Regions from separate parts of the Homo sapiens genome. Here region 1 is linked to region 2. A link is a contact called in ENCODE Hi-C or POLR2A ChIA-PET data. All regions are on one chromosome and are shown on one strand. Each heading gives the region's core, a stretch centred on a gene start or an enhancer-like site at or near the end of the contact. The rest is flanking DNA. Distances are from core to core; before and after follow the strand shown. Region 1 has its middle 29 kb from the start of H3-5. Region 2 has its middle 67 kb from the start of RESF1.

Region 1 (2,700 bases), core at 142-2,641, 260 kb after region 2:
GAATCACTTGAACCTAGGAGACGGAGGTTGCAGTGAGTGGAGATTGCGCCACTGTACTCCAGCTTGGGGGACAGAGCAAGACTTCATCTCAAAAAAAAAAAAAAAATCCTTTGTCAATTTTTTAGTTGGGTTGTCTTTTATTGCTGAATTGTTAGAGTTTTTTATATATTCTAGATACAAGTTCTTTTTTTTTGAGACGGAGTCTTACTCTGTCCCCCAGGCTGGAGTGCAGTGGCACGATCTTGGCTCACTGCAAGCTCCGCCTCCCGGGTTCACGCCATTCTCCTGCCTCAGCCTCCCGAGTAGCTGGGACTACAGGCATGCGCCACCACGCCCGGCTAATTTTTTGTATTCATAATAGAGACGGGGTTTCACGGTGTTAGCCAGGCTTGTCTCTATCTCCTGACCTTGTGATCCACCTGCCTCGGCCTCCCAAAGTGCTGGGATTACAGGCGTGAGCCACCATGCCCGGCCAATTCAAGTTCTTTACTAGAATGACTTGCAAATATTTTATCCTTTTCTATAGGTTGTCTTTTCAGTTTCTGGATAATGTCCTTTGTAGCACTAAAGTGTTTAATTTTGGAGTAGATCAATTTTTCTATTTTTTTCTTTTATAGTTTGTGTTTTTGGTGCCATAACTAAAAAAACATTACCTAATCCAAGGTCACAGGGATTTACATCTATGTTTTCTTCTAAGAGTTTATAATTTTAGCTCTTATGTTTAGGTCCTGATCCATTTTGAGTTAATTTTTGTATATAGTGTATGGTACTCAGGTGCCAAATTCATTATTTTGTATGTAGATATCTAGTTGTTCAGAACCATTTGTTGAAAGATTATTCTTTCCTCCATTGAACTGTCTTGGCAGCCTTGTTGAAAATCAATTGATGCAAGAGTCTGGGTTTATTTCTGGACTCTCAATTCATTGTCCTCAACTACATGTCTATTCTTATGCCCATACTACAGTCTTGATATTATAGCTTTAAGCAAAGTTTTGAAATGGGGAGGTGTGAGTCTTTCAATTTTTAACTTTTTCAAGATTGTTTTGGTTATTCAGGGCCCCTTGCAGTTCTATATGTATTTGAGGATCAGCTTTTACATTTCTGAAAAAATTAAAAATGCTGTTGGAATTTTGACAGGGATTGTGTTGAGTCTGCAGATTAATTTAAGAAGTACTGATATCTTAACAATATTAGATATTCCAATCCATGAAAACAGATGTTGTTTCAACTAGTCTTCTTTCTTTTTCTCTTTTTCTTGCTTCTCTTTTTGGTTTTCAGTAGGATCTTGCTCTGTCACCCAGGCTGGAGTACAGTGGCGCGATCATAGCTAACTACAAACTCAAACTCCTGATCCTCCTGCCTCAGCCTCCTGAGTCATCTCTTTCAATGATCTCTTTTTCAGTATGAGTCATCCATTTCTTTTGTTTGTTTGTTTCTTTTTTTTTTTTTTTTTGAGACGGAGTCTCACACTGTTGCCTGGGCTGGAGGGCAATGGCACGATCTCAGCTCACTGCAACCTCCACCTCCCGGGTTCAAGCAATTCTCCTGCCTCAGCCTCCCGAGTAGCTGGGATTACAGGTGCCCGCCACCACACCCAGCTAATTTTTTTGTATTTTTAGTAGAGATGAGGTTTCACTATGTTGGCCAGGCTGGTCTCGAACTCCTGACCTCATGATCTGCCTGCCTCGGCCTCCCAAAGTGCTGGGATTACAGGTGTGAGCCACCTTGCCTGGCTGAGTCATCCACTTCTTTTGTTAAATTTGTTGCAAAGTATTTTATTATATTTGATGGTATTATAAATGGAATTATTTTCTTAATTTTATTTTTGGATTGTTCATTGTTACTTTATAGAAATACAACTGATTTTTGTATATTGATCTTGCATTGTTGCACCATTCTGAGCTTGTTTATTAGCCCTAATGGATTTTTTGTGAATTGTTTAGGGATTTTTATCTCATCTGCAAAAAAAGATAGTTGTCCCTCCTCTTTTCCAACCTAGATGCCTTTTATTTTATTTTCTTGCCTAATTGCCTTGGCTAGAACTTCCAGTTCAATTTTGAATGCAAGTGATGACAGCAGGCATTGTTGTCTTGTTTCCAATAACTTTTAACTTCTAATTTTCCCCCAAATATAAAGATAAACACATTAGATAGAAAAATATTACTGATAATAGTAGTCATCATTATTTAAAATCTTTTGTTAATGGGAGTACTTCTAATATTTTCCTTTGAACATAAGCTGTCTTGAGGTTAAAATAGATTCATATTAAGGAAATGTCTTCTATTCTTTTTTTTTATTTTTCAAATTTAATTAAAAAAATTTTTTATTTCCTCATTCTTGCTGTCAACTTATATTCTTATTCTTTTATGATCATTTTTGATTGAAAAGTAGATGGGCCAGGCACTGTGGTTCACATCTATAATCCCAGCATTTTGGGAGGCCGAGGCAGATGGATCACTTGAGGTCAGGAGTTCGAGACCAGCCTGGCCAACATGGTGAAACCCCATCTCCATTAAAAATACAAAAATTAGCAAGGCATGGTGATGCATGCCTATAATCCCAGCTACTTGGGACACTGAGGCAGGAGAATCACTTGAACCCAAGAGGCTGAGGTTGCAGTGAGCTGAGCTGAGATCGCACCACTGCACTCTAGCCTGGGTGAAAAAGCGAGACTCTGTCTAAATAAATAAATAAATAAAT
Region 2 (2,897 bases), core at 210-2,709:
TGACTTAAACCTTGCAGCTATTTGATCTCTGGTTTTAAATTTATTTGGTACTCTGTGAGGACCTCTAATTGCATCTGAATAGACATGGGAATCAAAATAGCTGTAAGGGGCTGCTTCTTTTGAGGCTTCTTTTATTTGCTTATGTCGTAATTTCTCTTTTTCTGATTGATGAAATGCCAGGGTAAAAGGGATAGCTAATTGAACTAGAGCATAAGTGCTGCTCTAATTATTTGGTAGAGTGTCTAGTAAAGGTTTTTTACAGTATTACTATGCATCCGCTTGGGGATGAATAAGGGTGGACTGATGGGTTAGCTTTTGGAAGTGCCTGACCTCGCTGTATCATGTTAAGTCTTCAAAGTACGCTAAATTTTCCTTTTATCGTTGGAGACACGAGGTAAAATTGGTCTTGGAAGATGGAGGCTGAATGGCCCTCGGGGGGCTGACCCTCAGGGTACTGCACTTTAGGAAATAGTAGAGAGAGTTTGGCACACTTTACTATCTTAGGCTGCAGGATTTTGATACCGGCCGGGTGCAGTGGCTCACGCCTATATCCCAGCACTTTGGGAGGCCGAGACGGGCGGATCACGAGGTCAGGAGATGGAGATCGAGACCATCCTGGCTAACAGGGTAAAACCCCGTCTCTACTAAAAATACAAAAAAAAAAAAAAAAAAAAAGTTAGCCGGGCTTGGCAGCGTGCGCTTGTAGTCCCAGCTACTTGGGAGGCTGAGGCAGGAGAATGGCTTGAACCCGGGAGGTGGAGCTTGTAGTAAGCCGAGATTGCGCCACTGCACTCCAGCCTGGGCGACAGAGCGAGACTCCGTCTCAGATAAAAAAAAGAAAAAAAGACAAAAGAAGAAAAGGAGCTACCATGCAGTCCATGCCTTGTCGATTAGAGGACTATCTGAGTGGAAAGGGGATAACTTGGACTTCTAGCCTACTGTGTGCACAAGCATAACAATTGCTTTTATTTAGAGTGCGGACAGAATATTTAATGTATTTTAGCTAGTCATTTACATCTTGATATCTTGTTTTAATTGCTGTGGTTTGCTTTAGATTTTTTTACTTTTACTACAAAGACTTTGGTTTTGTCATTTGGTATGAGAGGAGTGATAACTGAACAGGCATTAAAAGTAATAATTTGAGGTGAGTTAGATTTAGTTACATTAATAAGATGGGGAGTAGTTAAAGGAAAGAAAAGATAGATAAAGTTTTCTTAGCTTTAACTTGGTAGGGCTTGACCCTGGAACAATGACCTATAACTTTGATGGTGATGACGCTTTTTTGACTTGGGTATGATGTGTCTATCCTTTTCTGCTGTGCGAACGGCAGTCTCGGTGGTTAGCAGCACAAGGTAGGGTTCTTAGGCTGCCTCGAGTTTTTCTTCTTTCTATCTTTTGATGAGGATGTGGTTTCCAGGCAGGTGCTGGTGTACGGCTCCTCTGGTTTGTTTCCTTTCTTGGCTCATGCATGAGGTCGCCTGGTCCACATCATATGTGAGGATCATTTACTCCAGATTGCTGGCCAGTTTCTTCTGCCTTGTTGAGAGTCCGGGTCTATTCATCACACCAGATGGGTCTCAATTTCTTACTACCCCTGAGGCCACCACAATGAGGCAGTGGGAGACCCCCTCATGAGAGGACTAGAGACCACCCCAGAGGAAAATGTATCCCTGTACGGACCACCATTTCTTATATGTAAAAATGTTTATTTAGAAATAGAATGCTTGTTCCCCAGTGCTACAAAGAAATAACATTCAAACATAAATTTAATTCTCTTAGCAAGGCAAACTTTACTTTATGCAGAAAGGGGCTCATAGCAGATGGAATAATGGCGAGAGCACCAGTAGAGACAGGTTTTCACCATGTTAGCCAGGCTGGTCTTGAACTCCTGAGCTCAAGTGATCACCTGCCTCAGGCTCCCAAAGTGCTGGGATGGAAAAGGAGAGTGCCTTGGATTGGCCCTGGCGAAGCAGGGACCATCCCTTTATCTGCACAGGGCGCCAGTTCACCTCAGTCTTTAATTTGCCACAGACCAAATCCTTCATCTAGATAAGAACCTCAAATGAGGTACTTAAAGCCCAGAAAGCTTTGTAACTGCACCCTTGAGCTGCTTGCTCAGGCCCACTCCCACCCTGTGAAGTGCTTTCTCGCTTTAATGAATTCCTGCTCTCGTTGCTTCATTCCTGCATTTCATTTCTCTGCTACTTCGTACGTTTTGTTCAATTCTTTGTTCAAAATGCCAAGGACCTGGACAACTCGTAGTCAAGACCCTCTACCAGTAACACTTGTTGCTCCTATTCCTCCTGGTGCTATTTATTGCTACTGCACATGTACCCTGTGCCCAAGGGTAGAACGACTTTCCAGCTTCTGAAGCACAGAGGCTTGGGGAGGACAGATTGTCATGTGACTCAGGACTTCACTGAACCTTGTTCATACAGTTGACCACATTCCTTTGTTTGGATCACTAAGGGAGAGTCATTATCATTACAAGGCAAGATCCTGGGCAAAGCACATTTTAGACCCCAAAATATTTTGTCCTCTTTGCAAGGCATTTCATCTATTATTTCCTTTTTAATCCAGGATGGGCAAAAAAAGAAGTTGTAATGTTTGTATTCCATATTTGTCGTTACAAAAGAAAGATATTTTCATATTCCAAAATTGTAAAAGTAAACAAAACACAGTAACAACAACGAAAACTATAATCAGAAGGAAGGGCACCAGGTTCAGACAGTGGTGGCTTTGAAAGAAGAAGTAAGTGAGATTGAAATTGAGAGAATTAAAAAAAAGATTTTAAGTTTTTTTTTTTTTTTGAGACAGGGTCTCACTCTGTCACACAGGCTGGAGTGCAGTGATGCAATCTCAGCTCATTGCAACCTCTGCCTCCCTGGCTCAACTGA

Evidence for each region. A loop is a pair of places that touch in the nucleus more often than their neighbours do. ChIA-PET counts read pairs that join two places held with the same protein, here RNA polymerase II (POLR2A). Pooled maps may share reads with other maps.
Region 1: a loop to region 2 is called in a pooled map, with 2.2 times the contacts of the local background. The contact joins two enhancer-like sites. A Hi-C loop is called at or near these places in 1 of 50 pooled maps. POLR2A ChIA-PET finds 5 or more read pairs at or near these places in 4 of 52 experiments (Caco-2, OCI-LY7, WTC11 and 1 more).

Annotation. Positions count from the first base shown.
Region 1 is chr12:31,761,967-31,764,666 of GRCh38, reverse strand. No RefSeq gene overlaps it. Among named protein-coding and RNA genes, the nearest start is that of H3-5, 29 kb to the left of the region's middle. Within about 2 kb of position 1,391, at least 2 of the 41 ENCODE cell types and tissues checked have a DNase peak (open chromatin) inside an H3K27ac peak, as active enhancers do.
Region 2 is chr12:32,024,578-32,027,474 of GRCh38, reverse strand. No RefSeq gene overlaps it. Among named protein-coding and RNA genes, the nearest start is that of RESF1, 67 kb to the right of the region's middle. RefSeq lists an enhancer at 2,186-2,480. Within about 2 kb of position 1,459, at least 2 of the 41 ENCODE cell types and tissues checked have a DNase peak (open chromatin) inside an H3K27ac peak, as active enhancers do.